Linked DNA regions of Homo sapiens: all the other regions are linked to region 3. The links are chromatin loops, found by intact Hi-C in ENCODE. Cell type or tissue: sigmoid colon. All regions are shown on one strand. Each heading gives the region's core, and the rest is flanking DNA. Links, peaks and the distances in the headings are about the cores only.

What was found. A loop is a pair of places that touch in the nucleus more often than their neighbours do. Peaks named below come from ENCODE experiments on the same cell type or tissue, not always from the same donor. Only the 100,000 strongest peaks of a DNase experiment are listed, where the experiment ranks them.
Region 1: a loop joins it to region 3, with 2.5 times the contacts of the local background. A loop is called at or near these places in 3 of 110 quality-filtered maps.
Region 2: it touches region 3 in a loop (2.3-fold over the local background); 48 of 110 quality-filtered maps call a loop at or near these places.

What each region holds. Positions count from the first base shown.
Region 1 is chr2:217,244,649-217,252,291 of GRCh38, forward strand. It overlaps the pseudogene RN7SKP43. Among named protein-coding and RNA genes, the nearest start is that of DIRC3-AS1, 34 kb to the right of the region's middle. In sigmoid colon, for the core only: no CTCF peak of the experiment used is centred there; DNase peaks (open chromatin) are centred at 3,163, 3,833, 5,083 and 5,473; H3K27ac peaks cover 1,452 bases.
Region 2 is chr2:217,647,714-217,655,356 of GRCh38, forward strand. The region is part of intron 2 of DIRC3 (disrupted in renal carcinoma 3); the gene reads right to left. Among named protein-coding and RNA genes, the nearest start is that of DIRC3, 140 kb to the right of the region's middle. In sigmoid colon, for the core only: a CTCF peak has its summit at 3,230 (motif pointing right); a DNase peak (open chromatin) is centred at 5,688; H3K27ac peaks cover 539 bases.
Region 3 is chr2:217,710,425-217,718,067 of GRCh38, forward strand. The region is part of intron 2 of DIRC3 (disrupted in renal carcinoma 3); the gene reads right to left. Among named protein-coding and RNA genes, the nearest start is that of DIRC3, 76 kb to the right of the region's middle. RefSeq lists an enhancer at 3,301-3,350. In sigmoid colon, for the core only: a CTCF peak has its summit at 3,252 (motif pointing left); DNase peaks (open chromatin) are centred at 3,257 and 4,017; H3K27ac peaks cover 1,537 bases.

The sequences.
Region 1 (7,643 bases), core at 1,336-6,335, 470 kb before region 3:
GACAGAAGACTCTTTCATTCAATAAGAGAAAAACGTTGACTCTACAGTAGGTTTAGGTTTCCATAGCTGAAGGAAATATTATTTTATCAATAAGGATTCAGCCTGCATACTTTCTGAAAAAAAAATACACGCGCTTGAAAATTATTGTCCTTTAGAATATTTTAAAAATAAATACAGATTTTGACAACTCAAACTATATAGATACATACGTAGACAATTTTAATACTCTGCTGCTCACTGTCCTCCTATTCCATATCCTCAAGGTGATCAGTATTCATTGTTAATGTATGTTCATGCATATTTTTGCTATGCTCATACGTTTATGTACTTATGTATAGTTCCTTTTTCATGGAATCATGTTACTCTGCAACCTGAGTAATGTGCTTATTTTAAGGCCATCTGGTTAAAGGAACTGGAAGATTACAGTTCCAGTGCTGGCAATGGTGCATTAGGCATCCTTATTCTAACGTTCTCAGCCTTGACCGCAAACAGAAATTCAGTGTCCCCTAGGATTCCCATTCCTCCTGGTATCATAGTCCTTCAACCCCATACCATCTAATATAGTAGACACTAGCCACATGTAGTTGACAAACCCTTGAAATGTGGGCTATCCAAATGAAGATGTGACATAAGTTTACAATACACACCAAATTTAGAGGCCTTTGCTGCAAAATAAAGAACTTTAAATCTCTCGTTAATAATTTTATATTGATTACCCATTGAGATAATGGTACTTGGGATATATTGGGTTAGATTAAAATGTATTATTAGAATGAATTTCATTTATTTCTTCTTACATTTTAAAATGAGACTACTAGAAAAATGTAAATTACATATGCAATTTGCATTATATTTCTATTGGCAGCACTGTTCTAACCCAAAGGCCTGCAGAACGATGTGAGTTCACCTCAGAGGTACATGAGATGATTCCTTGGGAGTGTGGAAAGAAAATATAACTTCTTTTCTTACTTATTTTTATCTTATCAATTTTTAATTTATATTTTTGCGTCTGTTTCATAATGTACATAGTATATCGTCATGGTACTAAATGTGTATATTATTCAAATATTAACATCCATTTATTTGCAGATGTATTAAAAACATTTTTATAGACAGAAGTGTGCGACACAAAATTAAAGCATATGGTGACCTTGCTTTGCAGGGGTGAGCAGAGGGTATGTTTTCCGTCCTCTGTTACATATTGCTCCCCCTTGGTATCTGACCCACCTTTCACACCTTTGTGCTGACTTTATTCCTTCTCTTTCCTGAATCATGTCCAAAGGCGTCCCAGGGAAGATAAATGAAGCTCTAAGCTTTGCCTTCCTGCTTTCTGGATCTTAGGGTTTGGTGTCCTTGCTCCTTGGGTGCCTTGAACATCCCATCTGGCAAGGTTGGGCTGCACCTGCCTTCCCGATGCGCCTTCCTCCCAGAGAGCCTGGTGCCCACCCCAAGGCTCCTCGTTCTCCCTCACACTCTTCTCCAGCACCTCCGGCCTCCCCTCCCTACCAGGTCCCCTGAGCTGTGGAGATTACAAAGGAGAATCAGGTTTACACTACTTTCATCCTAACAGATAATGAGAAGAAAGAGAAAGCAAAAGTGAGATGAGAGGACAGATTGATTCCGGGGGCTCTGACCACGGGATGATTCGCTCTCAAATCAATTCCCATTGAATTGAAACCAACACCCTCTCAACCTAGGTTACTGGTATTAGAAAGGAGTTATGGGAGTTGGCTAAGCCTATAACACTTTCTTCAAAAGAATGTCTATTCGATTATTTCTTTTGAAGGTACTATGTTGTGGCAGCCATGAGAAATATAGGATGGATGGAAACGTGAGTAGTCACATCACTCCACAGGGAAGATAATAACAGAGTGTAGCTTTTAAAGGGGCTTGCACCCACCCACCACTGGCACAGGTCCTTGGACACACATGTACACACGCACATGCCCACACCCTTTGCTGTGCCCCCTGAAACTCATTCCCCCTGCAACTGAAACTTGCCTTTGCTTGTGATCATTCACACCCCTCTCTGTCATTCCTGCACCCACTCAATTCCTCACTCTTATGCTCAGAAAACATTTACTGACTGAGGGCCTGTTCTAGGAAAGGCACCAAAGTCTAAGGATAATCAAGTCTGGTGGCCACATTCAGAAAATTCTGGCCGAAGTGTTTTAGGTTGAATCATGAAATTGCTGATATTGAACAGTTTCTGACCTTTGAAATGACCACTTTATATAGTGAAGCTTAATTTTGTACATGCATACACATGCATATTTGGGGTTCATATCACTATAGAAAAGTGGTCAAAAACAAATTCTGGCACCAGATTTATTATTTATTAGTTTTGGAAACTTAAGTAAGTTGCAACTTAACTCATCTGAATCTCATTTTCTTCTTACGAAAATGGAGAAAATAACGGGCTCTACTTCATGGGGTTATTGTGAGGATCAAATACTTAATCTTTATAAAGCATTTAATACATACTGCCCAGCACATAGTAAGTGCTCAATAAACGTTAGCTGTAGCAGTGGCTGCTGTAGCAGTGGCTGCAGTAGCAGCTAACATTTATTATCATTATTAGTGGGTGGTAGCATCACTGTCATCTATGGAAGTCCATGTACAGTATTCCTATTTGCAAGATGATAAAATAGACCTGCTCAAGTGAGAGAAAAATCTCTTACTGACTCTCCCAGCCAGGAAAGCCATCATCTTATCAATAATGGAAACAGAATACTTTATTAAAACTGTAGAAATTCAGCAGAAGTTATTAAAACAACTAGGAACTTTAGTGTTTGACATTTGAATAGAGAATAACAAAATGGCAGTGGGGAGGGACCCAGAAAGTGTGAGGAGTGCAAGAGGGGAGGGAGCAGGTGGCCGTGCTGGCTGCGTTTCACTTTGGGCAGGGTGTTTGCATCTAGAGACCTGCCTGTTTATTCCAAGTGAAAGCCAAGGGCTGAGTGCCCTTGTGAGGAGTTCGTGTTAAGTTTCATGTTTGTGCAGGAAAGATCTGAAGGGCAGTGTGGCCACAAGGACTGATGGACAGATAGATAGACATGTCTGGATTTATGACTGAGCAGCTGACCCGCGCCAACATGCTAGTGAGGACACACAGTTGACTTAACACAGGCTGCTGGTATCCACAGCCAGAAGTCGAAGAAATTGTTGGTGTTATTAACAATCTTCTGGCAGGAGGATGGCACTTACGTCCTGGCTGTGCCGACACAGCTAAGATTCTCTGGTGTGGATTCCAGGAGCACATCGATCCTGGCCACACAGACAAGCTGGAGGCCAAGAGTCCCTTCCCTTGTCCTCACAGGGGGCCACCACAGTCAGCCTGGACAGCCCCTTCAACAACCAAGGGACCTGTTTACAAAACGGTGAAACAAACTAAAATCAGACAAATAAGTGTCACACTAGATTGGCTGGTGGAGCCAAAGGGTTTGATGTAGAGGTGCCAAAAAGGAGCATAAAACCAAGGGGAGATCAGGGCCTTGGGTGCAGAAAGGGTGAAATCAAATCTCACCTTTAGCCATTAATATTAGTGTGGCACAGGCCAATCCTCTTACCTGTGGGGCCTCAGTTTCCCCATTTGAGAAATGGTGATGAAAATCTGCCTCATAGCCCTATTGTGAGATTGGAGGGAAATCCTGGCTGTGACTTGCCCAGTGCACCTTAGTTCATTTTCCTCCTCTCTGTATGTAGTAAGTCACTCCAGAAGAGAGCCGACAATTCTGGCCCTGACAGGCGCAGCAGCCAGCCCAACCCTGAGAAGCAGTTCCCCCACCCCTTCTCCCTCACTCTGTCCTCCCCTCCTGGCTTTTTCCCAGAAGGCTCCAGGGCTCCCAGGCCAACTGCCAAACCACAGGGCTCTGCCATTGGCTTTCATAGACCCCCTCCCCTTCCCCTCTTCAACTGCATCTCTGCGTGGCAGTCCTGCTCCGGGCTCCCTCCCTGGAGGGTAAGACCCGTGGCTGCCCCAGCCTGCTATGCCAGCATTTGCAGGGGTATTCATCTGAAACCACTACTGACAATCTGTGTTTATTTGGGGCGTGCAGAGGAGCCAAGGGCTATGAAAGGAGCTGCGTTCCAGAACTCTCTGATTCCCATCAGGCTGCGCAGATCAGGCCCTGTAGCTGAAAGAAGAGCTAGGCTTTCTCTTTCCATGTCTTCAAATAGGGGACCGCACACTAGTTGCAGTTCCAACAGTTGCAGTCTGCAGTTCCTCTTTTTGCTCACTGACAACACAACCCAATCCTGTGCCTTATCAAAGACAAGAACTATTAGAGAAATGATGATGAGAATTGAGGATGTCAAATTTTATACATTTGTAATTGCAGGGGATAACAAGACTTCTTTATTTTGCACTGTTTAATATTTCAACTTTTTATGGAAATAGAGAAAAGTGCACAAATTGTCAACTGATAGCTGGGATTGGATGGCAGGAAGAAATTGACACTAGGACTGGCTTCCAGCACCTTTAGCTGGACCATGTAGCCTCTTAGGGCACGAGAATTGAGAACATTCTTTAGGAACCCTGTTAGCATATTTATTACAACCAGGGGTGAGCTGGAGCCAGCTTGCACCAGCTCAGAAGAGCCTATTTTTCCCATCTCTTCCCAACTCCACATTCAGTGACCTCACATTGGTGCTTGAAATCAGGGTCAAAGGGAGTATTTACACCACAGAAATCAGCAGATGATAAGTAGAACAGCCACCCCACCGACCTCCCACCTCCGCCACGAACAGTTTTTAACCATTTACTAACAAACCACTGTTTAAAACTTTCCTAAAATGGGTGAACAAAATTTGAGTACCTTTCTGACTAACTCCAGTTTAATCAATCCCTACCCCCTTTCTCAGAAAATCTCCCTTCCCATTATCTTGCCCTGAGAGTACAGAGCCTTTGCAATCTTCCTTCTGGAAACTCTCATGCATTTGACAACTGCTGCACCTCAGCCTTTTTCCCTCTCTTCTGCTTTTTGTTAAGTGATTGCTGTTCTTGAGTGTGTCTAAGTGATTCCCCAGAGACATATCCAGGTGGTTGATGTGCAAAGCCCGGCACTTCCTGGAAAGAAACCTCTGCTCCAGGGCTGACAGTGAGGCCTCCCAGAGCCTCCATGACCCCCTTGGATTGCAGACACTGTCCAAATGTCCTTCTGTCAGATGGCTTCCCCTAACGCCATGCCTTTCTCAATTTATTGCATTTTCAGCCTTACTGAAGTCTGCCCTGGGGACAAATTGGAAACCTATAACCTTAGGACAGCAAGGTAAGGAGAGCCAATGCACAGCCCCTTCACTTCTCTGGCCCCTCAGTCCCCTCTTGTCTTAATTGGGCAGTGTGGGTCAAACGCTGCACACGTCCCTTCTGATTCTGCACGCAGTGTTCTTTCTACATCTTGGCTGTACAGAGAGTTCCATTTTTCACCCCCATGAGAGGGGGGTGGGGCAAAACACTGAAGGAATCTTTCAAAGACCCTCCACCTGACCCCTGTCTGAACAAATAATTAATCTCCTGAAAAAGCAGCTCGCTGATGGGTCCAGGCTGTGCCTGTGGATTTATGAGGTGACGTCAGTTTGAAGACTGGGATGCAGAGCCTGAGCTGTGTTTCACACACTCCTCAATTGTTTTAACGGACCTGCTCCTGAAGGCCTCCAAATCTTTCCCCAAGCTAAGCTTTATTAAAATGGCAAAGATGGAGAGGAGTGCTTTTCCAGATAAATCAGCTTACTTAGGCTCTGCTCCCTCCCCTCCCCCTGTCTACTGGAAAGCACTCCCAGAGGGAAGGAAATGAAGAACTGCAAAGTACTTGCAGGTACATGCTTAATGCCTTAAACTCTAGCATTGTGTTAACAGCTATTCATGGACTGGACTTTAAAGAAATAGATGGATTCTCAATCTGCCCAATTTAAATAATCCTTAAGAGAGAACTAAGGAGGAAGATTAATGTCCTTAGTAACTAAATGACACACCAGAGTTTAGCCTGGAGGCTGGGTCTCTGCACTGACTATCACAGTGCAATTCCTTGAGAGGATCCAGATAAAACTGGGTTTAAAATGAAGGTGGGGGGCGTTAATGGGGAGAAAAACGGTTAGAAGTCAGAGTGAAAGAAGGGAGGGGTGGATGTGAGCAAGCGGGGATGGAGGCAAAGCTTTTGTCCCAGAGACAAAAGTGGTGGGAGAGTGAAGGAGTAGAAGAAAATATATTTCTACTCTTGACTGATCATATGTGTCATTGTCTCTCAATACATACATGTATATAATATGCATACACACGTGTAGTCTCTCTGACACATACACACACATAGTCTGTTTATAGACTGCATGCATACTTGTCTAAGACTTGAGAAATGTAAAGTCAGAGGCCACTTATATTTAGAATTTCAGGAATATGTATTATTGATTGAAATGAAAGACCTTAGAGACCTGAACTGTTAATATCTCATTTATGGGAACAAAATAAAAACAATTGTTGCAACTTAGCATGATTTTTGAGAGATGGTGATGGTAGAGAATCACTTCAGGGAAAGGGAGAAGGTTTAGCTGACAAGTGGGAGAAAGAAAGGGTATCCTCTGTGTGGTGTCTATGCATGTATGTTGGGCAAATCTGCAGTGAGGAAGCAGCCAGTGAGGGAAGGGAGAAAGCCAAGGAAATGATCAGGGCAACACAATCCCCTGATCCAAACAACTCTCCTGTATTTATATTAGGACTATATGAGACTGGTCAACCTTGCAAAATTAGTGACTACATTTCATTAGCTATATTTAGGCCGAATTAAATTTGAATTCAATCACTTTTGATTCTGAGGTCCATCTCTTTTTACTATTTCCCATTCTTGTGGCAGTTACTATGTAGTCAAAACCAAGTATGACAGATGAAGAGAGCTCCAGGGCTAGAAAACTAAAAGGTTGTGAGGATAATTTGAATGGGACTTGTGTCACCTTGTTGATTGCAAGGTGGATTCCCTGATGGCCTGGCCAGCTGCTATGACTGCCCTCTTTGTCCTCACCATGCCATAGGCCGTCTCTGGAGCTTCCCTCAAGGTCAAAAAGGACAATCTTCCAAGACGGAGAAGGGCCAGTCTCTGTAAAGTCCTTTAGCGCAGAGGCCATAATATCTACCACTTTCCACAGTGTTTGGCTCAGTATGACTTTTAAGAAATCATTTACAGAATTAGAAGTATTTCCACTACGTGGAATACAGAGCATATAAGGCCTGCCTTCTAGAATCTTGTAACCTAAATAAGATTGGATTTATACTAAGAGAGAAGCAACTAAAATAGCATATAATAAATGCATTTTTTACATTGTGTCCTAATACCACATACCAGCCCTGGTCAGAGATGTGGAGAAAGTGGCTTCCTGTAGATAACTGAGAGTCCACTGTGGTAGAATAGGGAGGGTGTACATTGAATCAGGGTAGGTACAGGCCTTTTAGAACTGGCTGAAATTGAGGAGTCAGTATCAGATGTTGAGAAGAAGATATTTCAAATAGAGAGAACCTTGGTGGATAAAATCGGATTTTGTCTCTTCAGCCCAAAGTCTACTACAACACAGACTTAAGGCATCTCTTGAAAACAAAGTTTCACATGGTATCTGGTTATGTTATTGGTCCAGGCTCTAGATTTGTACTTCAACAGCCC
Region 2 (7,643 bases), core at 1,336-6,335, 63 kb before region 3:
TGACTCACTAAATGGGAAAATATGTGTTCATGTAAAGGTAAATCCCAGATCAATCTATAAATGTATTGCAATGATTATTTTTAGGAAACTTGACAAGATGATTCTAAAATTGATATGCAAGAATAAATGCAGGCGAATGAAAACAACAAGCAAAAGAGGACATTCACCCTACCAAACAAAATAACACCCTAGTAATTGTAGAAACATGGTATTAGCTCAGGGATAAGTGAGTAGATCAATGCAACAGAATAGAAAACCTACAAATCAACTAATGTGTCATAGGCAGAACAATAGCTTCCCAAAGATGGTGTTCCTGGAACCTGTGATTATGTTAGGCTATGAGGTATATTAGCTTGCCAGGGCTGCCGTAACAAAATACCACAGACCAGGTAGCTTAAACAACAGCAATTTATTGTCCCACGGTACTGGAGCTGAAAGTCCAAGGTCAAGGAACAAACAGGGTTGCTTTTTCTCTGAGGCCTCTCTTACTGGCTTGCAGATGGATGCCCTATTGCTGCTTTTTCACATGGTCTTTTCCTCTGTACATGCACATCCCTGATGTCTCTTCATGAGTCCAAATTTCCTCTTCTTATAAGGATGTCAGTCAGATTGGATTAAGGCACATCCATACGACCTCATTTTACCATAATTACCTCTTTAAAAGCCCTATCCTTCGATACAGTCACATTCTGAGATACCAGTGATTAGGGCTTCAACGTATGAACTGGAGGGGACAGGGGAATACAGTTCAGTCCATAACACATGGCAAGGAGGAATCAAGTTTGCAGATGGAATCAATCTGCTGACCTTGATTAAGATAGGAAGATTGCTATGGTTTGAATGCTTGTCCCCTCCAAATTGCATGTTGGAATTTAAACCCCAGTGTGGCAGTCAATTGAGAAGCAGAGTCTTTAAGAAGCGTTTGGCCCGGGCACGGTGGCTCACGCCTGTAATCCTAACACTGTGGGAGGCCGAGGCGGGCGGATCACGAGGTCAGGAAATCGAGACCATCCTGGCTAATACGGTGAAACCCCGTCTCTACTAAAAAATACAAAGCGGGAGCCTGTAGTCCCAGCTACTCTGGAGGCTGAGGCAGAAGAATTGCTTGAACCTGGGAGGTAGAGCCTGCAGCGAGCTGAGATTGCACCACTGCATTCCAGCTTGGGCAACAGAGCGAGACTCAGTCTCAAAAAATAAAATAAAATAAAATAAAATAATAAAAAAAAAAAACAAGAAGTGTTTGGGTAATTCCTTCATGGATTAATGAGGTATGGGTTACTGAGGAATCACAAGAGTGGGACGGGTGACGTTATGAGGACAGGAAGAGAGACCTGAGCTACCATGCTTAGCACCCTGGACATGTGATGTCCTGTGCTGTCTTGGGACTCTGAAGAGAGTCCCTACCAGCAGGAAGGCCCTCACTAGATGTGGCTGCCCAACCTTGGACTTCATAGCCTCCATAACTGTAAGACATAAAGTCTCTTTCTTTATAAATTACCCAGTTTTAGGTATTCTCTTATAAGCAACAGAAAACAGACAGAAATTATCACGGATCATCCACATGGGCCCAATGTAATCACAAAGGTTCATAAATGGAAGAGGTCATCATGAGAGTCAGCTTCAGAGTGATACAGCCTAAGAAAGACAACCAACCACTGATGAATTGAAGATGTAAGGGGGCCCTAAGCAAAGGAATGTGGCCAGCTGGAGACAGAATGACACGGATTCTCCCCTGGAGCCCCCAGATGGCTGCCTCCACACAGCCCTGACAACACCTTGATTTTAGACTCTGACCTCCATAACTGTAATTAATAAATTTGTGTTGTTTGAAGCTGCTAAGTTTGTGTAACTGTTTACAACAGCAATAGAAACTAATACACCATGCATAGAAAGGAATTAAGATATGATAAAAGTAGCATTTCAAATAACTGGAGAAGGGTATAGTATTTGGTAATATATAGACAATTAACTAGTCATCTGGCTAAAACACTAAACAAAATCAAATTTCTATGCCATGCCATTCACAAAAATAAAGTCCAGATGGATTAAAAATCTAAACAATGTACACGTAAAAATACTGGAAGAAAATATCGGATAATGTGTTTATGACTTTGGAATAGGGAAGGGGAAAGACATAACCAAAAAATGAATAAAGTTTACAACAGTACAATATAAAACACTTCTATACAAAGACATCACAAGCAAAATCAAAAGGCAAGCAAAAAATGGCAGAAATACGTTTTCATCTTACGTATATTCTTTGAATTTTGTTGTTTTATTTTTCTTGACAGTGAATGTGAATTAGTTCATTAATTAAAAACAAAAAAAGGCAAAAAGAGTTGGAAAGAATCTCCTCTACCACCCTCTTTTCTTCCCAGGAATGAACTGGAATGAAAGGAAAAACTTTTTAAAATCAAAAACACTATGAGAACACAAGCCCGTGTTTTATTGAAGCAAAGAACAAATTATGATTTTGGAGGGCATTTCCTCATACAATCTTTCCCACATCCTCAAGCTCCTCTTTCTTGAAGACACCTGTGGAATGAGCTAAGGTCAGCCTGTGTTCATAGGAAAGTACTGCTGAAAAGCTAACCTATGTAGGGTCAGCCGAACATGTGGCAGAACTGGCCAATTATCTCTCCTTTTCCCACATCTTCCTGGGCACACAGCTAGACTACGTTTCCCAGCATCCCTTTGCAGTTAGCTATGTGCACATATCTGAGTTCTGTCCAATGGAATGTGGGCAAAGGTGCCACCTCTAGGCCTGGCACATGAAAACCTCATGTACTTCATGGTCTGTCCTCTTTTGCTGTTTTAATAAAGATGAATATGCAAACTTGGAAGACTTGAAGTTGCAAAGCCATAAAATGGAAAGAACTTGGATCCTTGAATCACTGCCTAGAGAGTCACCCACTGATCAGAAACACCCATATTGGGCTTTATAAGAGCTAGAAAAAAAGTTGTATTTGAGCTCATATACATTTTTGAGCTTGCGTCTGATTCAGTAGCTAGTATTCCCTTAACTAACTCAGAAGCCAACCTGGCTTCTTTTGGCAAATTCCTTGGTCTGACACCTCCCCCAGCAGTTCAACTGAGCTAATTATTAAGCTAATGACTTCAACTGCAAATCCGTCCTTCTATTCTTGACTTTATGAGTCCCTGAGCTGGGACCCAGCAAACCACATTTCTGCTGTGCCTAATAGTTTCCTGCTAAGGTCTGCCAATAGAGGGCACTAGAGAGAGAGACTGCAAGGCTGGAAGAGGGGAGAAGGTGCCTGCTCCCTTCTGTCTGCTTCTTGTTCCACTTCCTTGCTTCTCGTTTCTGGAGGTGTTACCGGGCCACGTTCACCCTGGCAGCTGCATTTCATTCCAGTAGCAGCCACTTTTTTCCATCACCCAAAGTACCATCCTCATTATCTTCCTCTGGGAGACCAGCATCAGCTGGTAATAATTCCAACGTCTTTCTTTCTTTCCCTGGCCCTAAGGATGGTACCCCTTCCTTGCAGTTGCTACTCTGTGATGTCTTTTTTTTTTTTCTTTTTGAGATGGAGTCTCGCTCTTGTCACCCAGGCTGAAGTGCAGCGGCACTATCTTGGGTCACTGCAACCTCCGCCTCCCGGGTTCAAGCAATTCTCCCACCTCAGCCTCCTGGGTAGATGGGATTACAGGCGCACACCACCATGCCCAGCTAGTTTTTTGCATTTTTGTAGAGGCAGGGTTTCACCATTTTGGCCAGACTGGTCTCAAACTCCTGACCTCAAGTGATCCGCCTGCCTCGGCCTACCAAAGTGCTGGGATTACAGGCTTAAGCCACCACACCCGGCCAACTCTGTGATGTCTTAGGGTTCCCTTTGAACATTCAATCCCTAGTTAACAATTCTTTAGGTTAAATTACCTCTGTTAAAAACCACACCAGATATTTTGTCTCATAGCTGGGTGCTGATTTATACACCAACACGTTTGGAGCTACCTGGGGTTTCTCCATCATCCCAATGGTAATGATACCACAGTATGAGCCATAGATTTCTGTCTTCCTCCGTCCAGCACCTGAGCCTTGCCTACCTTTTGCCACATGCAGAGGAGAAGCAAATCACAAAACGTGTCTCCCTGCCTCCTGCTGGCATTCAACAGACCTCACCTAGGGCTGCAAACTGGAGCTATGAAGACCCAGCAGAGTATGTTTTGTCCCCTATGCCCACAGTGGCATCGCTGGGACGACCACACATTGGAGTACCACCTCCACTCCAAGGAAAAGCAGGGGAGCCACAGAAACAAATTCTCCACTGCTGCCCTTTGAAACCATGCTTTGAAATGTCCACCCAATTTACCCCCTTTCTGATCTAAATTCTACACCAGAGTAGGGGACACATAGCCTAGAAGGAAGGGCTGCTGTGACACTGGAAGCTCCTTAAAGACCAGATTTTTTTCATATGTGTCTCCCGTCCCAAGGCACAAATATGAACTTGCATCTGAAGCTGAATAGCTCTTTAGATAACGCATGCTTGCATTTATTCTCTTTGCCTTTCGCATAGTAGACATTCAGTGAGCCTATCAGGACTGGAGTGGAATGGAATTAGATTGGGAGGAAGCTGCCAGTTGAAAAGTCACTTTTTCTAAAAAGCCTTCTCCTATTCCCCTGGAGAGAGGGAGATGCTTTTTATTCCCTTCTCTGTGTTTCCACAGCTCTTGGTGCTTCTATTTCATCCCCTGTCATGCCGAGTTGCAATTTATGTTTCCTTTCTGCCTTCCCAATATACCAAGAACCTGCCATATGCAAAGTCGCCATGTCTTTTTCATTGTTGTATCTCCAGGCCTGGTACCCGTAGGTGTTCAAAGGATAAGTAAATTAATGAACAAACCCTAGCCTAATGGAGCAGCTTTTCAATCAAAATGAATTATAGCTCTAAGTGCATTAACCTTTAGAGGTAAATAGATGAATAAGAAATGTGCTAAAGGGCACTGTAAAGGGCATCAATTTCACCCTTAGCACTGTAAAGGGCATCAATTTCACCCTTCCAATGTAGGAAAAAACCTTCCAAAGGATTCCAGATTTGAATCCTTGATTTAAATACCCCCTGAATTCAGAAGTTTATTGCCTTAGTAAAACAGTCCATTTCACTGTTAGACAGCTTTAATTATTCAAATGTTTTTCCCTCTAGTCAGCTTAAACCTTCCTTCTAATAATCCCTTTGTGGGCTCTGGTTGCAGCCTCCAGAGAAAACATTGCTAAAATACTTCTAATCCATAGCAGAGATTCTAGAAGATGCCATGGTCCTCCACCCCGGACTACTTCTGATCTGTTGCCTATGGCAAGTATCTTGTACATCACACATCCAGTGCATTTTGCTGCCCTTAGCTAGGATTATCAAATATCCATTCTAGTCCATTCTGAAGAATATCCACAAAAAACAAATCCAACCTATTTCTCTATTTTTGGTCCTAGGGCTGAAACATCTTAGATCTCAGTTCTAACTTAAATTCTTTCCTTTTTTATTTTTTTTAAGTCTCTCTATTCTTTCAGTGAAGAAAGAACTTTTTTGGCTCCTATCCACTCTGTAAAGAATAACTAAGTCCTCTCTTTTTCTCCTCCCCGAAAACATGCCCTTGGCAACCCAGCCTTCTCTTTTATGAGCTGACTCATAGGTTCTGAGTGAAAAAAGCCCTTCCTTAAACACCCTCTACTGCCACGTGTGGATGAGGCTGCAGTATCCCAGTGACCAATGGAGCCAGGAAGTCGTGGCTCTGTGAACTGTGCCAGCATGACCCAGGACACTTCATGAGTCCCTTGTGCCCAAAACGTCACCACTTGGGCAACTACGTGTGGAAGCACCACCTCCACTAGGGGCTGGAAGGACGTGAGAACCAGCAGGTCTCTCCTGGCAGACCTATTGTAGGCTCCAACCCTCCCATGCTGGCCAGCCCTGAAGAGCACCAGCCCCCATGCCATGAACTTAATTACTTTGCAAGAGGACAGTTTGTAGCTGGACTTCCTCTTTGTTCTCACAGAAAGCTGAGAGTGGGCACCAGAACAAAGGCGGGTTTTTGCAAAACACAGGCAGGAGAGAACCCATGCTGCAAATCTGGGTCTGGGTCCATGTGTGGAAGGGATTGGGGAAGCACAAGGATGGGGCTCAGAAGGAACTGAATCCCTACCTGAGTGCTCATGCAGTGCCCTACCTGAGATCCCATTAGACCCAGACATAGCTGAACTGATTTACGCAAGCTTAGAGAAAAAAGTGTCTTGAGGGCTTCTGTCTCCCATCTCCCTGATTTTAGAAGACGATTTTTTTAAAGGTATCTTCTTTTCTATTTTTTTAAAATGTAGTAAGTTGAAAGGGGTGTGAAATTTGCATTGCTCACCTGATCAAGAGCTTTAACCCTCATTATTAGAATGTTCTTTATGTCTAGCCTAAATCCCTAAAGCTACTTCATGAGGTAAGTCTATGGAGTCTCATAAGTGGTTACTGGGGCATCCTTTAATGTGATAGATCAGGACTGATGGTCCTCTCACTCCTTTGGCTCCCCCTCCTTACCTATCTGAGAAGAAATTCCTTTGGCGTATGAACTCTGTGAGGTCATGTTGAGAGGTCACCAGTATTAGCAAGGGAAAGGCTTACGTGTGGAATCTGTGCTCCACACTGAGAAACCTGAACTAGCACCACCTACTTCTACAGAGGTCTGGAGGGCTTCTCTGACTCACAGTGGCCAGGAAGGGTGGGGAGAGAGTCAGAGGGAGTGCCCCAAAGTAGGGACGAAAAGAGAAAAGGAGACAAGTGCGAGGAGGGACTCCTTGGTGCCTATCCAAGCCTGGCAATCTATGGGCTGAAAGATAATTCTGCAGGTAATATAATCTTTGTCACTACCACCCCACACCTTGGCTCTGTGTGTTTGCAGTTACACAAAATTCTTTACTTCCTGAAATGGCCGCAGCTGCTCTCTCTTCTTCAGGGCATGATACGCATATGTGTGGGTCCTTCCTGTATGTCAAGGTCACTTCCAAATCATCCTTGGTTTTCTTTCTCCAGGATGGCTCTCTATTCTTTACCTTTCATCCCAGAAGTTTTAAAGAAGGAGGAGGAAAGGAAACTCATGAATTGAATGTCTAGCGTGAACTAGGAAATGAGAGAAAGCCTTACATAAATGTTTTTCTTTCGTCCTCCTAGCCACTCTCAAAAGTAGGTGAAATTTTATCACCAGAGGGTTAACAACTTCTCTCGATGAGGAAAGTGAGGCTGGGAAATAAAACGAATGGCCCAGGGTCACAGAGCTGGCAAGTGGTCATTGTCAGATTAATCCCTGGATCTGTCAGACTCCAAAGACACAGGCTTCATGGTGCTCCACTAGCTTTGAGTCTCCTCTACCAACCCTGACCCGCTTCTATGTCCCCCACAGTCCTTTAGCTCCACCATGGATCTCAGTACCTCACTTGGATCAGAGCATACAGAGAAAACAGCTTCATGTAGCCAACGTGGCTCAAGATAACCCCTAGCTCTGGGACCAGACTTATGCATGAGACTGGAGGAAGATCCCAGGAGAAGATCAGGCATCTCAATGGAAACTTTAGCCATAGCCCCAGAGGCTCAAGGATGAGGAAGGGGCCCTACCTCATGTGATACTTGATTTTCTCTGGAAATCACTGTGTG
Region 3 (7,643 bases), core at 1,172-6,171:
TCCCTTCTTCTGGGGAAGCTTGTCAGATAGCTCCTTTTATCCCACACATTTACACCAACTGCCATCATCACCATGCATTCAAACTCACACTCCAGGACAGGCATGGACCACAGATGTCCCAAAGCCACATCTCCTAATCCACAGATTCACACATCACATTACAGGAACTCAATTACTTGGTGACTAAAGTCAAGCTCAGAATCTCTTCTCCATATTCAATAGATTCACTCTTCCTCACTCAACTTCCTCATTCCAACAAATTCAGAGACTCTCTACTTTTCTAAGAACTTACAGGTCCCCCTTAGACCTCCATAACACCTAGGAGAGTTAGATGTCATTACTCCCATTTTATAGAACAATAAATCAAGGTTCAGAAAGATTGAGTGACTTGGCCAAGTTCACACATCAGGCTGGAGACTGCCTGCTGAGATTCAAACTCAGATCTGTTGAAAATCTATGCTCTGTCTAACAACTACAGGCTGTAACACAAGGGATTTACACAAGATTACACAATTGTTCAATAGGGTTAGGAAAATAGAAACAAGAGAAAGGACAGGGCCAGAGGAAGAGAGTAGCAAAGATGAGCTAAGAAGGTAAACTTATTGTCAAGGTAAAGAGTTGAAGTTTTACGTTACAGGCATTTAACCATGCCAGTTTTTTAAGCAGAAAAGCAAAACTAGGGGGAGGAAGCAATAACCTAAGTAGAAAAAATTCTCTAAAAATCATGTGTCAAGGTCCCTTCCTCCAGCAAAGGCTTCCCTTAAGCCATCCAGACAGGGTGGAACGGTTTCTCAGAAATCTAAGCCACTCCATGCCTGTGTGGTATGAAACCCCATGCAAATGCCATTAAGCCTTCACCAGAGGCTCCCTGCCATGGGCTCTCCCTGTCTCCAGCTGCCCCAGGACAGCAGGGCTGCAGCAATGGCTTGGTGAGCAGATCTGGTTTGCAGCACAAAGCTTTGCACTCCCCCTGGACTGTTAGCCCTGACACAGTACATAGCTGTGGTTTCTATGGGAAAGCCCCTGGCTACCCACACCAGGCCTTAAATGTAGGATGAATCCCACAAAATCTCCCATCCGAACCTGCATTAGGACTCAAATCCTCGGCTGATCCTGGCAGGGCTGGGCCTCCGGGCACAGATTAGCACAGAAACCCCAGGAACTCAAAGCACCTGCAGGCAAGGATCACTATGGCTGGGAAGCCAGCATCCCCAGGTCTCCCTGGCCAAGTCAGATCTCTTTTCCCAGAAGTCTTTTCATGGTGAATAGGACACTATGACCAGGAGTCAGGAAACCTGGGTTCTTGTTCTAGGCCAGTCACCAACCAGCTCTGGGGCCTTGAGTAAATCACTAGCCTTTGCCGGGTCTCTACTTTCTCATCTCAGGAATACACCACCAGCCCTTGCTACTCTGCAGAACTTCGTAGAAGAACATGTAAGAGTATGGATGTGGAAATCATAGCCAACTTCCTACTTGGTGGGATACCTGGAGAAGACTCAGAGATGGCAGATAGATAGATAGATAGATAGATAGATAGATAGATAGATAGATAGATAGATAGAAAGAAAAACAGATCATCTCCCAGATTTCTGGGAACAGTACAGATGGCAGATGTTCTTCCTCAGTTTACTCATGAGCATAGTCTTACTTTTAAGGCGGTATGCCTAATTTCTTGTGAGATAATAAAGATGATAATTCAGTCAGGGAGATGGATAGAGCCTAGAGGAGGAATTAAGGGTGTGCACTTAGCCATCACTACTCTACCTCTGTTGAGCTGTGCCATCTTGGACTAGTTACACAGTTTCTCTGGGCCTCAATGTCATCATCTGTAAAATGAGATTATTAAGAGTTGTACCCAGTTGTGGGTACATAGTACCTAGCACATGCTCAGTGCTCAATGAATGGTGGTTGATGATGTCAAAAAGGAATTCTGACTTTCAGGCTCTGTCTATGTTGCTCTGTCCTTCCACTCCTCCCCATCCCACACATCCAAAGTATATCTTGTAATTGTGACCCTGGGTGTGCCTTGAAGGGTTTGGCTCTTTCTTTTTCCTATGCACTCCTCCTGGAAAACAGCAGACCTGCTGAGGCAACCAGCACAGAAACAGAGCTCGTGCCGACTCCCAACTGCCGGGGATACAAAGGGCTGCTAGGGAGATGGAGCAGGAAGCACAGCCCTGGAAGAGTGCACTGTCCCCCCAGCATCCGACAACCGGCCTCTCAGTGTGGAGCTCTGTGGGGCACAGTTGACGACTGTCACTCACATCCACTGACACCACCGTCTATGCCATTTGTCAGCAAGCAGAATGTCCTCATGTGGTTTGACCTGACTCTCTCAAGTCCTGGGGAACAAGGTTGCACCCTCCACATGAAAACAACCAGCTCAATGCACAGAGTCTGGTCAGATTCACAGCTGGAGTTTGCATCTGTCACCCACCACCCTGCAAGGTTCTATTCTTCAATTCGACCAAATAACTTGTAACTGGGGACACAGCCCAAACATGGAACCAGGAAAGGTCAAGGTTCCAAGCTACCTTCGAGATCATCTGATCCAATAACTTCATTGTTCTGGTAGGAAAAGCAAATCCCAGCGAGGGGACTTACCAGAGATCATACAGTTGGCCAGGGAGTGGCTCAAGGATCTAGGAGTAGCAGAGGCATCTTCACCCCCCCTCACCTGGGAGAAAACAGAACCACAAAGAGGGGGAGGTCGGCTGGTGGAGGGGACTGACACCGGTTGCATTTCAGGGGCTTCGCAAGGGGTAGAATGAGCACTGGACTGAGGGTTAGAAGACCAGGGTCCCCCACGTGTCTCTGCCTCGAATCAGCTGGGCCCCCGTGAGCTGTCACTTCCCCTCTCTTTGGGTCTCAATTCTCTCTTATAAAACGGAGCATCCCATCCACCTCTAAGAATGGGTTCAAGGAGCAGATGAAAATGTGTTTTGAAAATCCTGAGGCTCTACATATGTACAACCAAATTCTGCCCATCTACACAGCCACTTTTAGCTGTTGTCCCCAAGGCCTGGAAGCAGGCAGAGGGGAGAGTTAGGTAAGCTCTCTGAGCACATCCAAGGCTGGAGGGCTTCCCTCAGCAAAGGGGGCCCAGAGCACCAGGCTAAATCCATGTCATTCAAGCAGCGCTCAGGTTGTGTCTAAGCAGCTTTGATTTTAAAAGATTAGGAGGGCCGCAGGGTGGAAAGAAAAGTTGATGAGGCAACAAAGTCCTGCCCGCAGTACCACACTGCCCTCTGCAGGGTGTCTGTGAGAAGGCACCTCGGCTGGCCAGGTCAGGTTAATTCCGACTGCCCAGGGTCACAGATCCATTCCCGTGCCTCCACGCAGTGCAAGCCCTCTCCAAGTAGAAACAGGGATTGGGGGGGTGCTGCAACCACCCTCAGTAATCTGCTCTGTCTTCAAACAGCGCAGGCCTTTCTTGGTGTCTGGCCCGAATCTTCCTCTTGTCCTGACACCAACCATCTTCCAACCTGCCCTCCGAGGAGCCTGCCTTAGCGTCTCTTGCTTGTGACTCTAAAGCCAGGATTTAGAAGGTTCTAGAAAACAGAACAGCCCTGGCTCCTGCCCACCTCATTGTACCCTCTTTTCTCCAGAATAAGGTGGTTTCTCCATACCCTGGACATATTTTGGTCCTTGGAGAAAGCCCCCACACTGAAGGAGACGTGTCTTGCCTGAATCAACAGACAAGCCAGCGTCCTGCAGGTCTCAGTGATGAACCAAAAAGTCTGTGACTTTCACGAACATCAGACCCAATCTCCACAAATGATCTGGGATTGCGGGGGACATCCAGGGCCCAGAGCCTGCCCCCACGGCAACAAGGAATGTCCTCCAAGGCCCTCATGGCACCAGACCTTCCCCCTTCTCCATCCTCTCCCTGGCTGTGTGGTTCAGAGTGGGGCACTCTGCAGCTGGCTGACCAGCCTCCAGGCATGGGCTCAGGCCATGCTCCCTGTGTGCCCTGTGCAGACCCGGGGAGACGCTGCAGCCGGCCTGGCCATGTGACACGGGTGATTCACACACGCAGACGCCCAGACCAGTTTCTCCTTTCTTCCTCTCCCAGGCCATTACAAAAGGCACAGTCTCAGCACAGTGCTGCATTGTTCCCAGGGTCAGCAGAGGCTGGAAGCTGAGGGGAATTAGGAAGACAGGGAGTTGAGCAGCGTAGAGTGGTTTTCCATGCAGCATATGCACCTCGTGCAAGCCAAGCCCACTTCCTGTCTTGGCTCCAGCTCTGGAGCTCAAGTTTATATCTCCCTCCTTCAGAACCAACTTCGGTTTGGGTTGTTGGCTTCTTTAATTTTCCACTCTCCGCACGTGTGCATTTCTTTGAAAAATATGCACGTGCTGTGTCTTTTTTCTTCTCCAGCACACATCATTCTTTAGAGACTATAATATAAATTCGGAGTCCAGCAGCCTTTGTCTTTAAGAGCATGCTTTCTCCTTTGTCTTCTGCTCTCTACCCCCAACAAGACACTAAGCATAGACAGGTTGGTGGATGTGATCAGAGGTACACGTGGGCAAGGCCAGGACTTGGGGGTGCAACATGAGTGAATGGAAGAGAGAGGAGGCTGGTCAGCAATGGTGGCAGGGGGTGGGGGGTGAAGAAATTTGGCCATGAATGGGGCAGTCAAGGATTTGGGAAATTATTCCAATTTTCCTATTCTTTAATTATGAAAATCTTCGACTCTGGGTAGGTGAAAATAATTTCCTGGTAAATAAACACTTGGAATCAGAAGGGCTTTTGGCAGCCCAGTGGTCCCATTCTGATCATCTGAGAGGTAGTCCTTCCTCTACAGCAGGCCCATGGCCAGCAGGACAATCTGTCCCACGGCTGAGCAGCTCAACTCATTAGAAGGAGCTTTGAATATCAGGTCAAAATGTGTCCCCCAAGTGGTAGGTTGTAAAAATGGTCACCCTTTTTCACTCCTCCTTGTATCCATGCCCTTAACATGTGACTTTGCAGGACTGATCTATGACTTGCTTTGATCAAATGTAATGTCATGCCATTACTGAACTTAGACTTCAAGAGACCTCACGTACTTCTGCTCTCTCACTCTGAACCCTGTCACTGGCATGAGAACAAGATCAGTATAGTCTGCTACAGGATGAACTAACACATGGAGGAGAACTCTGTCATCCCAGCTTAGGCCTTCCTAAGCTTAGACTCTTACTCTCTCAAGTCCTGGGGACAACCCACAGCCAGCATGACAGCTGACTGCAGATGCATGTATGAACCCCAGCTGAGATCAGCCAAGCCTGGCCCAGGTCAGCAGAACCACCCAGCTGAGCCCAGCCCAAATTGCTGGCTCTCAGAATTATGAGTTAAATAAATGTTGTTTTAAGTCAATAAGTTTTGTAGAGTTTTGTTATGCAGAAAAACTAAACCAGTGCAGCCCATAATAGCCCTCTACAGCTATACAGAATAATCTCGTGATTCCTTGTCCCTGAGGACAGCCCTTTAAATAGTGAAATACTTATCATTGCCTCTAAGCAACAGAATGACTCTTGGGGAGGTCATGCTACTAGCTCCTGTTTTAGAGGAAAATCACCCACCAAGACATCCTTTGCCACTTCTTTTTCACTAGCTGCCAACCTAGGAGCTGCAAACATCTTGCAGTTGCTGTCAGCATCCTTCTACAACATCTTACTCACTCATTAGAGCACTCTGACAGCCCCATACCCCAATAATCTGATCTTTCCAGCACATTTTATTGAAAATTAAGAGAAATTATAAGATTGAGATGAGGAGGACACTAAAGTACAATGAAAGTAGTTAAGTAAATTAGGCTTCTTGAAGCCACTTCTGACCCAAATCTGCCAAAACTGCCAAAAAGCCTCCAAAATAAATGTCCATGGAAGGCTTCACATGGAGCCCCAGCTCCATGGGTCACAGCAGTTGAGGGTGGTCAGGGGCTGCTGCTTCCAGCATTGGCCATGTGAAGCCAGCAGCAAATGCATTGAACTTGGTCTTGGGGCTGATGGGGAAGGTCATCACCCCCACCACAGGAGACAGATCAGACCTATGGCAGCCTCCATTTGGAACCAGATGTGGAGGGAAGTGGTGTGGGAAATGGCTGCCATCTGTGGATTTTCTGGCTGAAGACTTGACTGCAAAGTTTGCCAGTTTCAAACGAGCCCTTGCAGCTTGGCTTCCTGTTTTCCGTTTGCGCTCCCCGTGTGTCACGGCACAATTATTCTGGGAGACGTGCTCAAAATGGACACGGTCTCCAATTTTCTTTCCCTAATAACAGTGCGGGAAATAGGGGTGAGGAAGGCAGTTGAGAGAGGAAAAACCCCAAACCTCAGAAAAGGATGAAAACACTTCTAAACTCAATTTCAAAAATGAGAAAATCAAAATCACCAAATCGCAATACACAGCCCTCTACTCATTCAATCCAGTCCCCTTATGGCTGAGCAGGCTAGCGAAGAGAAGAGACTTCATGGATGTGAGGGGTGTGAGTTCTACTTTCATGGGATCAAGAATATTTTGAAATTTTCTTTCCTGAGAGCCTAAAAATCATCCGCCTGGGATGGCAACAAGGTCAAATGGCTGGTGGTAGGGTCCTGAAAAGATGCCGTCCACCACCAATTATTTTTCAACCACATACATGGCCTTGGCCATGGCTCAAAGCAGAACAAAGAAAGGGCAACTCTCTTCCAGCTCTTTTTTGTCTTCTACTGGACAAATTAATCAGCCCCAGTGCCCAAATCCATTCTTATTCATGGCCAGGAAAGAAGTTGGAAGTCTAGAGTATGCATGTTTTAAAGGTCTTTGGAACTGTCTTGCTTTTGGATTTTAGATGAAAAGATTAGGATGTGTTTGTCTGTGTGTGCCTATGTATATGAGCCTGGATTTATCCAGGCTTTTATCTATGTGCCTGGGTACACATATTTGTGTTTCTGAAAGTGCCAGCTAGTGTGCGAGCATGATTTACATAAATAAATATATCTATAACATGTACACTTGGTACGAATGCCTGTGTGAGCCCATGAATGTGCACACTTGCTGGCCAGCATGTGCATAAAGTTGTGTTTGTGTGTGCATGCACATGAGTGTGTGAATGCCCCACATGTGTTGCATGCACTAACATGTCTGCAGTCTATGTTCAAGATGGGGTGGCATGAGTGTGCATGCTAGCACACAACTGCCTGTGAGAAGGTGTGTCTGTGTGTGCACGTGTCTGTCCGTGCAAGCAGGGCTCCTGGTCTCTCCCCATCTCCATCTCCACCTCCCCCTCCATCAGCCCACAGCAGCCTCTGTTTGCCTCCCTTTGGGATCTGCCAGCTAATGGCAGGAGTTCTTCTCCCAGGGAAACAACACTCCTCCCTGCTCATTTGTGTCTCATCAGAGGGCTAACTGGCCTGGAGGGGCTCCAGGCTCCAACCCGTAAATGGCAGCCCACGATGGCAATGGACGACTTTCTTAATTGCCCGTGATGCTTGCGGGTGCAGTGCAAACACAACGGTAGCTATTAGGCTGCGAGGCCTGAAGCAGGGTTACATTTTGCGCCTGTGTGAATTTAGTGTTCCTGGGAGTTGAGAGGCCAGAGTGGGTTGGAGCCACCGAGAGGCTGTTATTATGGCCTGGCATGAGCCTGCCGTTAGCTTCTTGAGACCCTGAGGCCATT